Regions from separate parts of the Homo sapiens genome. Here region 2 is linked to region 1. Evidence: read pairs that join two places in POLR2A ChIA-PET (ENCODE). Cell type or tissue: Panc1. All regions are shown on one strand. Each heading gives the region's core, and the rest is flanking DNA. Links, peaks and the distances in the headings are about the cores only. Region 1 overlaps SUGP2 (SURP and G-patch domain containing 2). Region 2 has its middle 31 kb from the start of HOMER3.

Region 1 (5,370 bases), core at 371-5,370:
GCACTCCAGCCTGAGCGTCAGAGTGAGACCCTGTCTCAAAAAAAAAAAAAGGCAAATTTTTTTTTTTGAGATGGGGTCTCACTCTGTTGCCCAGGCTGGAGTGCAGTGGTCCCATGACAGCTCACTGCAGCCTCGAACTCCTAGGCTCAAGCAATTCTCAGGCCTCAGCCTCCCAAGTAGCTGGGATTACAGACATGCGCCACCACGTACAGCTTTATTTTTTTGTACAGACGAGGCTTCACCACATTGCTCAGGCTGGTCTCCAATTCTTGGGCTCAAGAGATCCACCCTCCTTTACCTCCCAAAGTGCTGGGATTATAGGCATGAGACACCATGCCCTGCCCAAAATATTTTTTAAAGTGTGAATGTCCTCCAATATGACTTTAAATTTACAATGCTGCCAGCAACACAGAACATGTTTCTTCGAATGGTAAGATTGTTTAGTTTCCTAACAATTGTCTAGTTTTAAAAGTACAGAATGATGGCCGGGCACAATGGCTCATTCCTGTAATCCCAGCACTTTGGGAGGCCGAGGCGGGTGGATCACCTGAGGTCAGGAGTTCGAGACCAGCCTGACCAACATGGAGAAACCCCGTCTCTACTAAAAATATAAAATTAGCCAGGTGTGGTGGCACATGACTGTAATCCCAGCTACTAGGGAGGCTGAGGCAGGAGAATCGCTTGAACCTGGGAGGCTGAGATAGCGGTGAGCCGAGATCATGCCATTGCACTCCAGCCTGGGCAACAAGAGCAAAATTCCATCTCAAAAAAAAAAAAAAAAAAAAAGCAAAGAATGGTCTATTTGTTCAGCCACTCAACTCAATTAAAATCACTGCTGAACTAGCGAGGTTTTCCAGTTTGTTCTGTAAATGATTGCATAGTCCTGTGCCCGTCTGTGTCCATGTTGCAGCTTTCAGCTTATTTTAAACACTAGTGTGAGCTCCTCACACATGATGAGTCAATCCTTCAACTGCCACGTTATTCCAAGTATGTCCCCTATGAAACTGCTTTTTTTTTCATGGCTCTCTTTTTACAGAGCTACTAGTTTTACATGATTTTACAAAAGATGTTGAGGTTTACAGTCAGCAATGAAATTTAGGGACCCCTGCAAATTTGGTCATCTTTAGCTAGGATGACCACGAACAAGGGTCAGAAAGTGGGTCACAGCTTTGGCCCAGCAATCCTACTCCTGAGAATGTACCCTTTCAAGGAGAATTAAAAACAATAAAACTAACAGTAATAACCAAAGCATTCAACCAAAGATGTCATTCCAGCATTTTTTTTTTTTTTCTAGATGGACTTTTGCTCATCACCCAGGCTGGAGTGGAGTGGTGCGCTCTAGGCTCACTGCAACCTCCACTTCCCAAGTTCAAGCATCTCTCCTGCCTCAGCTTCCCAAGTAGCTGGGATTATAGGCATGTGCCACCATGCCAGGCTAATTTTTGATTTTTAGTAGAGACAGGTTTCGTCATGTTGGCCAGGCTGGTCTCGAACTCCTGACCTCAGGTGATCCACCTGCTTCAGCTTCCCAAAGTGTTGGGATTATAGCTGCGAACGACTGCACCCAGCCCATTCCAGCACTTCTTTTTTTCTTTTTTTTCTTTTTTTGGAGACAGAGTCTCGCTCTGTCGCCAGGCTGGAGAGCAGTGGCAAGATCTCGGCTCACTGCAACCTCTGCCTCCTGGGTTCAAGCGATTATCCTGCCTCAGCCTTCCGAGTAGCTGGGACTACAGGCACATGCCACCACGCCCGACTAATTTTTTGTATTTTTAGTAGAGACGGGGTTTCACCGTGTTAGCCAGGATGGTTTCGATCTCCTGACCTCATGATCCACCCGCCTCGGCCTCCCAAAGTGCTGGGATTACAGGCATGAGCCACTGCGCCTGGCCCATTATAGCATTTCTAACAGGAACATAAGCAGCGGTGGGGCAGCCTCATGAGATGTGGGCCCTGCTGCCACCTATCCCGCTATCCAGACAGGGAACTGAGGCTTGCAGATGCTAACTACATGTGAACCCAGGTCTGTCTGGCTTCAGAAACCTCTAGTAAAAGGCAGCATGAGTCCAGCATCAAGGGAAAGGTGAGGTAATTTACATTAGGTCAATATCAGGATGTAGCAAAGGCTGTGGAAACAAAGAGGGCTTTCTGGCAATCATGTAGAAGAGCAGGCGGTAGCATTTTCAGTCCAGCATGCCTGCAGCTGCAGGAAAACAGGGGGAACATCAAAGACTGTGGGAGGGTAAGTGGGTGGGTTATAACCACTTTAGGTTATCGGTGACTTTTCTTCCTTCATACAGTATGCCATCACTTTGTGAGGGATTGGGGAGTAGGGTCCCTTAAGCCCTGAGCCTACTTCTGGAAGGATCCCTCTCTGGGAGTAGGTGTGGCCACCTGTATGTGGTGGGACCTATCTAGTGTCTAGTGCTGTTGGGGCTTCCTGAGGGTGGTGAAAGAGCAAAGAAAGTCAGGAACAAATGAGACTTCGCCACTGGACTGGGGGCAATGGAAGGTGAAAACCACATCGTGGGAAAAGTGCTTTCTCCCTATCACAAGAGTTAAGACAGCATGATTACCATGTGTGCTCGTGACCTCTGGGATGTCTGGGCTGTGAGAGTCCATTCTGGGAGCTTAGGAGGAAGGAAGAGGGAAACCAAACAGCTCATCACTTCTATTTCTCCTCCTTGGCCTTTTCCTCTCCCCAGAAAGCCAATGATAACTGCTAATTAGCAGGTGTACTTAAGTGATTCACCAACTTTAGCCAGTCTACAAAAGTGAGTAGGGCGAAAAGGTGTATCCACTATGTGGAATGACCTGGCTGTTCCCTACACATCCCTCAATACAGCTCAAGCACGACCTCTCCAACTTTCCAGGCTAGACTGGAGCCTCTCCTGTGTCGCTTTAATTCTAGCACAGGGGTGACTGTTTTTTTGTTTTGGTTTATTGAGAGACAGGGTGATTCTAGCCCAGGCTGGAGTGCGGTGGCTATTCACAGATGCAATCATAGGTCACTGCAGCCTTGAACTCCTGGCCTCAAGCAATCCTCCCTCCTCAGCCTCCCAAGTAGCTGGGATTTCAGACATATGCTACCACCCCTGGCTCACAAGTGACTGGTCTTTGTGATTTTCTTCCCTCAGGAGCCTGGGGATTCCTCAGAGACAGTGCTCTGTGTCTTTTCTCCCTTCTAGTAATACCTTGTGGGGACATGTTGGAACAAGGGTTCCAGGCCAGGTGCAGTGACTCACACCTATAATCCCAGCACTTTGGGAGGCTGAGGCAGGTAGATCACTTGAGCTCAGGAGTTCGAGACCAGTCTGGGCAACATGATTCTCTACAAAAAAATACAAAAAAAGTTAGCCAGGCATGGTGGTACATGCCTATAGTCCCAGCTACTCAGGAGGCTGAGGCGGAAGGATCACTTGAGCCTAGGAGGTCGGGGCTGCAGTGAGCCATGGTCATGCCACTGCACTCCAGCCTGGGTGACAGAGCACGACCCTGTCTCAAAAAAACAAAAACAAGGAAAGAAAGTCAACCCTTCTTTTTTTCAAAGGTTAAAAAGAAAAAAAAAGGAACAAGCGTTCTTAACCTTGGCTGCAGAAAGGTACGAATCCCCCGGATGATATAGGTAAAATTGTGCGTGAATAGATGAGCATTTTTTCTGGCAATGGCCACAGCTTTCTACCAAATTCCCAGAGAGGTATTTGACCTAAAAATGTCTAAAAATTTTTATTTTTCTGAGACAGAGTCTTGCTCTGTCACCCAGGTTGGAGTGCAGTGGGGTGATCTCAGCTCACTGAAACCTCCGCCTCCCAGGTCCAAGTGGATTCTCCTAACTCAGCCTCCCGAGTAGCTGGGATTTCAGGTGCGTGCCACCACACCCGGCTAGTTTTTGTATTTTTAGTAGAGATGGGGTTTCACCATGTTGGCCAGGCTGGTCTCAAACTCTTGGTCTTAAGTGATCTGCCGCCTCAGCCTCCCAAAGTGCTGGGATTACAGGCATGTGCCACCACACCCGGCTGTCTAAAGACTTCTATGGTAAACAGCAGATTCCTAATACACATTCACAGAATGAATGGCAGACATATATTGGCCAATGTGCGTTTTCTACTAAAATCCTGATATGTTTCCAATTGGCTAAAGAACTTCTGTGTAAAAAAATCTCGAATAAAAGACATTACCAAAGAAACACGAAAAACAACAAATAGAAACTTTGGCTGATTTCCTTACCATCACTCAGACTACTTGGAGCCTTGGCCTGAATTTCAGGTTTCGTAGGAGGAATCATTTTCTCCTCCTCTCGCATCGGCTCTGGTTCGGCTTTCTTAACCTGGAGGGGACATCCGCTGCTGACTAGCCAGGCCTTCAGGTGGTCTATGTACTCTCGCCCAAACAAAGTGGAGTCTTCGAAGTTTGGAAACGCAGCAGGTGAGGGAGCTATATCTTGCAGGCCGACAGCTTCTAAGATTTTCTCCTGCCGGAAAGAAGAGGCCAAGGAAAATGTCTGTCCCAAAAGGGCCAAAGACTTCCGGCAGAGAGAGTTGGTGGTTTCTAGGGCAAGAGCCAAGTCCAGGGGGTTACTGAGGGTCTTCATCTTGACACTTAGCTCGTAGGCATTGCAGGCCATAAGCAAAGGTGTGACACTCTTCAGAAGCCGGTCTTGAAGTCTCATTATGTACTTGTCAAAAGGCTTTATGATTTCAAAAAAGCAATTTTTGGTCTTCACAGCACCTTTGTCTAAAAGCATGTTTAAAAACTCATTATCAACTCTGGGTGTTTTCAAAGCAGAGTGCTTTAAAAATTTGATAGTAAAAAAGCAAAAATCTCTGTGCTCTGGTTTTAAGGAACATTTGAATGAGGCAAGCATTTTAGCACAGGTTTCTGTTTCAAGTTCAAAGAGAGTCTGGAAAAGTTGGGAAAATTTAATATCATCTTTTATGGTGTGGAATCCTGCCCATTTGATTATTTCTATCCCAAATCTTGAAAAAACATCAGACTTATCTATGATGTCAAAGCTCATCTTTCTTCTGGGGAGCCGAAGATTCTTCAGATCCAGCCCCAGAGGGATCTTCTGAATGGGGAACTGGATATCTTCTGTCCCTGGGTTTGTCCCCAGGGTCACATCAGGACTTGGAGTGTTTTTCTGGATTTGGTTAGTGCCCTGAGTTTTGGGAGTAATACGATTCACGGTGGGTATTTTTTTTGTGCTCACATTTCTCAATGTGACAAGTTTCCCAACACCCCCCTTAGCTGTGAGCAGGCCCTGAGTCTCCCCCTTTCCTAGGAGGGAACCTTCCTGGTCAACGATGTTTAGAGCTCGACCTCTGGCCTGGACTTGACTGCCGCCCCTAAGCACAGAGTCAGCCTCCCCAGGAT
Region 2 (5,370 bases), core at 238-5,237, 51 kb before region 1:
TATTTTCTGAAGTTTCAGGAATTTACTGGCAATCTTGGAACATATTCCCCACAGGCAAGGGGGAACTATTGTATTATTTTGGTATTCAAAATAAAAGAGGCTGGGCATGGTGGCTCATGCCTGTAATCCCAGCACTTCGGGAGGCCAAGGCAGGAGCAATCGATCCCTTGAGCCCAGGAGTTCGAGACCAGCCTGGGTAACATAGTGACAGCCCGCCTTTACAAAAACTTTGAAAAGTAGCCGGGTGTGGTAGCTCGTGCCTGTAGTATCAGCTACTCTGGAGGCTGAGGTAGAATTGTCTTGGGCCCAGGAGGCTGCAGTGAGTTATGATCACGCCACTGCACTCCAGCCTGGGGGACAGCATGAGAGCCTGTCTCAAAAAATTAAAACAAAATAGCACACAGAAAAAAGTTTTTGAAATTAGCCTCAATAACTTGACAGTTTCATCCATGTCAGGGATCAAGCCTGAACTCTGGATGAATCACATATCTATTTTTTTTTCTTTTTTTGGGGGAGACAGAGTGAGACTGTCTCCCAGGCTGGAGTGCAGTGGCACGATCTCGGCTTGCTGCAACTTGTCTCTTGGCTTCACGCAATTCTCATGCCTCAGCCTCCCAAGTAGCTGGGATTACAGGCATGCGCCACCACGCCTGGCTAATTTTTGTATTTTTAGTAGAAACGGGGTTTCACCATGTCAGCCAAGGCTGGTCTTGAGCTCCTGACCTCAGATGATCTGCCTGCCTTAGCCTCCCAAAGTGCTGGGATTACAGGCGTGAGCCACCGCCCCGGCCTTGAACTTTAATTTGTCTCCTGTTCTGACCTGCCTCAGGTGGAGCTCTGCTGGGTGGGTGGGGCTGATAGCCTTTCCCGTCCTACATGAGTTGTAGATATGTGTGTGTGTGTGTATATATATGTGTGTGTTTATGTGAGTGTGTATGTGTGTGAGAGAGATGAATTCTTTTTTTCTTTTTACTTTTTTCTGTTTTTTTTTTCTAGGCGGAGTTTTGCTCTGTTGCCCAGTCTCAAGTGCAATGGAGCGATCTTGGATCATTGCAACCTCTGCCTCCCGGATTCAAGTGATTCTCCCACCTCAGCCTCCTGAGTAGCTGGGATTACAGGTGCCTGCCACCATGCCTGGTTAATTTTTGTATTTTTAGTAGAGATGGGGTTTCACCATATTGGCCAGGCTGGTCTCGAACTGCTGACCTCAGGTGACCCGCCCTCCTCGGCTTCCCAAAGTGCTGGGATTACAGGTGTGAGCCACTGTGCCTGGCCAAGAGATGTATGTTGTATTTTTTTTTAAGCAGAGGAAAGAAGTATAAACATTAAATTTAAAAACAAAACTTTTGGCCAAGCATGGTGGCTCAGTCCTGTAATCCCAGCACTTTGGGAGGCTGAGGCAGGTGGGTTACCTGAAGTCAGGAGTTCAAGACCAGCCTGCCAACGTGGAGAAACCCTGTCTTTACTAAAAATACAAAAATTAGCTGGGCATGATGGCGCATGCCTGTAATTCTAGGCACATGGGAAGCTGAGGCGGGAGAATCACTTGAACCCGGGAAGTGGAGGTTGCAGCGAGCCAAGGTTGCGCCACTGCACTCCAGCCTGGGTGACAAAAGGAGACTCTTGTCTCCAAAAAAAAAATTTTTTTTAAATTGTTTATTTTTTAGAGACAGGGGTCTTACTATGTTGTCCATGCTGTTAAACTCTCGGGCTCAAGCGATACTCTCCCCTTAGCCTCCCGAGTACCTGAGATTACGGGGCGTTTGCCACCACACCGGGCTAATTTTTTATACTTTTAATAGAGACAGGATTTCACCATGTTGGCCAGAGTGGTCTTGAACTCCTGACCTCAAGTGATCCACCTGCCTCGGCCTCCTAAAGTGCTGGAATTACAGGTGTGAGCCACCATGCCTGGCCGTTTATTATTATTTATTATTATTTTTTTGAGACGTAGTTTCACTCTTGTCACCCAGGCTGGAGTGCAATGGCGCGATCTTGGCTCACTACAACCTTTGCCTCACAAGTTCAAGCAATTCTCCTTCCTCAGCCTCCCATGTACCTAGGATTACAGGCACACGCCACCACGCCTGGCTAATTTTTTTTCACGCCATGTTGACGGGGTTTCACCATGTTGGCCAGGCTGGTTTCAAACTCCTGACCTCGAGTGATCTGCCTGTGTTGGCCTCCCAAAGTGCTGGGATTACAGGCGTGAGCCACGGTGCCCGGCCGAGAGGTATAATTTCTGTTTATTTTTTCTCTCTGCTTATCTTGTTGGCTGTTTCTTCTCCAATACAGTCACATTTCTTGGATAAGAACAAAAATATAATAAGACCGTTTTGAAAATGCAGGCAAAGAAATGCTGGAAAGCGGTCATGAACATGCCAACGGAGATTATCTCTGCGAGCTGAGCGATTAAGGGAGGGGTTGCAGGGTTTTTATTTGTTTTCTTTTCTGCTTCTTTGTTTCTCCATCAGGAAATTGACCAACATTTTTTTAATTAGGGGAAATGACAGTTACCCCGTGTGCACTTTTTGGCAGGACCTGGCCTTCAGCGTGGGTCTTGGGGCCCCCTGGCCAGTCTGAGCTCCTGTGGGGCAGTTTTTCTGGTCATCTGCAGAGGCCCCGGGTGCAGGCAGGGGAGCCCCAGCTCCTACGCGCTGCATTTCCTCAGAGGCTCCAGCACCACGAATTTTTTTTTTTTTTTTTTTTTTTAGACAGGAAATTTCTCTGTCACCCAGGCTGGAGTGCAATGACACAATCATAGCTCACTACAGCCTCGACTCCCAGGGCTCAAGTGATCCTCAGCTACCTCAGCCTCCTGAGTAGCTGGGGCCACAAGCATGTACCAACACCCATGGCTAAATTTTGTATTTTGTGTAGAGACAGGGGTCTCACCATGTTGCCCAGGCTGGTCTTGGACTCCTGGGCTCAAGTGATCCGCCCACTTTGGCCTCCCAAATTGCTGGGGTTACAGGTGTTAGCCACCACACCCAACCGAGGGCTTCATTCTCTCTGACGCTCTGTGAATAGAGTTTAGACTGTCCTCCCACCAGCACTGGGGTGAGGTAATGCAGGAAAGGGCTGGTCCCACTGGCCCAGAAGCAGATAAGAGCACCCTCCATCTACAGCCAAAAGTTAAAATCCAAAATCCAGAACCTTCCTGAGCCACCCTTTCTGTCTTTGGTGCTGGCACGGCACTGGCATGCAGTGGGTGCCATATTATTGCTCTCCAGCGGCATGGCAGGTCTTACCACTGTGGCATCAGGACCCCGGGTTTCTCTAGCTCGGGTGATGTGGATCACTTGAGAGGCCGAGGATCGCTTGAGCCCAGAAGGCTGAGCCTGCAGTGAGCCCTGATGGCACCATTACACTCTAGCCTGGGCAACAAATTGAGAATCTGTCGCAAAATAAAAGAAAAAAAGAGAGAGAGAGAGAGAGAGTTTCTCTTATTTGCAGTCTTGAGTAAGGCGTCCTGCAGGAATTTTTGTTTGTTTGTTTCTGTTTTGAGATGGAGTTTCGCTCTTGTTGCCCAGGCTGGAGTGCAATGGCGTGATCTCGGCTCACCGCAACCTCTGCCTCCCAGGTTCAAGTGATTCTCCTGCCTCAGCCTCCCTAGTAGCTGGGATTACAGGCATGTGCTACCATGCTCGGCTAATTTTGTATTTTTAGTAGAGATGGGGTTTCTCTGTGTTGGTCAGGTTGGTCTCGAACTCCTGACCTCAGGTGATCCGCCCGCCTCAGCCTCCCAAAGTGCTGGGATTACAGGCATGAGCCACCACACCCGGCCATTTATTTTATTTTATTTTATTTTATTTTTTTGAGATGGAGTTTCACTCCTGCTGCCCAGGCTGGAGTGCAATGGCGTGATCTCGGCTCACTACAACCTCTGCCTCCCGGGTTCAAGCGATTCTCCTGCCTCAGCCTCCTCACTAGCTGGGATTACAGGCGCCTGCCACCATGCCAGGCTAATTTTTTTTTTTTTTTTGAGATGGAGTCTTGCTCTGTTGCCCAGGCTGTAGTGCAGTGGCACGATCTCAGCTCACTGCAAGCTCCACCTCCCAGGTTCAGGCCATTCTCCTGCCTCAGCCTCCCAAGTAGCTGGGACTACAGGCGCCCACCAGCGCCTGTATTTTTAGTAGAGACGGGGTTTCACCGTGTTAGCCAGGATTGTCTCGATCTCCTGACCTCGTGATCTGCCTGCCTTGGCCTCCCAAAGTGCTGGGATTACAGGTGTGAGCCACCATGTCCGGCCTAATTTTTGTATTTTTAGTAGAGATGGGGTTTTACCATGTTGGCCAGGCTGGTTTTGAACTCCTGACCTCAGGTGATCCACTTGTCTTGGCCTCCCAGCCTGCTGGGATTACAGGCGTGAGCCACTGCGCCCAGCCAATTTTTGTATTTTTAGTAGAGATGGGGGTTTCACCATGTTGGCCAGGTTGGTCTCAAACTCCTGACCACAAGTGATCCGCCCACTTCAGCCTTCTAAAGTGCTTGGATTATAGGTGTGAGCCACCACACCTGACCTGGAGAATATATCTTTTTCTTTTTTTTTTTTTTTTAGATAGAGTCTTGCTCTGTCACCCAGGCTGGAGTGCTATGGCACAATCTTGGCTCACTGCAACCTCTGACTCCCTGGTTCAAGTGATTCTCCTGCCTCAGCCTCCCGAGTACCTGGGATTACAGGCATGTGCCACCACAGCACAGCTAATTTTTGTATTTTTAGTAGAGACAGGGTTTCACCATGTTGGCCAGGATGGTCTCGATCTGCTCACCTCGTGATCCGCCCACCTCGGCCTCCCAAAGTGCTGGGATTACAGGCGTGAGCCACCGCGCCTGGCCGAATATTTCTCATACCAGGAAAAGTTGGAAGCAGCCCACAGATCTAGCCTGAGAGGCCTGGTTAAATTAGTGTCTGGCCGGGTGTGGTAGCTCATGCCTGTAATCCCAGCACTTTGGGAGGCCAAGGTGGGAGGATTGCTTGAGCCTAGGAGTTTGAGACCAGCCTGGGTGACATAGGGAGCCCCCATCTCTACAAAGAATAAAAATTCAAAAATTAGCCAGGCATGTGGCATGAACCCATGTTCATGCCTATGGTCACAGCTACTTGGAAAGCTGAGGTAGGAGGATTGGTTGGGCCCAGGAGGTTGAGGTTGCAATGAGCCATGATTGCACCACTGCACTCCAGCCTGGGTGACAGAGCAAAGCCTTGTCTGAAAAAAAAAAAAAAAAAAAAAAAAAGATTTGTGTCTGCATGACACACCATGATGTGGACAGGGAAGGGATGGAAAGGACACCATGCATGCAGATAGGAGACCACATACACTGCAGCAACTCCACTTCTGTGAATGTATCCGACAGAAATGGGACCTT

Evidence for each region. Peaks named below come from ENCODE experiments on the same cell type or tissue, not always from the same donor. Only the 100,000 strongest peaks of a DNase experiment are listed, where the experiment ranks them.
Region 2: POLR2A ChIA-PET joins it to region 1 with 6 read pairs; 4 of 35 experiments call an interaction of 5 or more read pairs at or near these places.

The regions. Positions count from the first base shown.
Region 1 is chr19:19,020,395-19,025,764 of GRCh38, forward strand. It overlaps SUGP2 (SURP and G-patch domain containing 2), which reads right to left. Exons shown (of 11, transcript NM_001017392.5): 3 at 4,225-5,370. Among named protein-coding and RNA genes, the nearest start is that of SUGP2, 10 kb to the right of the region's middle. RefSeq lists an enhancer at 4,841-5,370. In Panc1, for the core only: no CTCF peak of the experiment used is centred there; no DNase peak of the experiment used is centred there.
Region 2 is chr19:18,970,005-18,975,374 of GRCh38, forward strand. No RefSeq gene overlaps it. Among named protein-coding and RNA genes, the nearest start is that of HOMER3, 31 kb to the left of the region's middle. In Panc1, for the core only: no CTCF peak of the experiment used is centred there; no DNase peak of the experiment used is centred there; H3K27ac peaks cover 3,032 bases.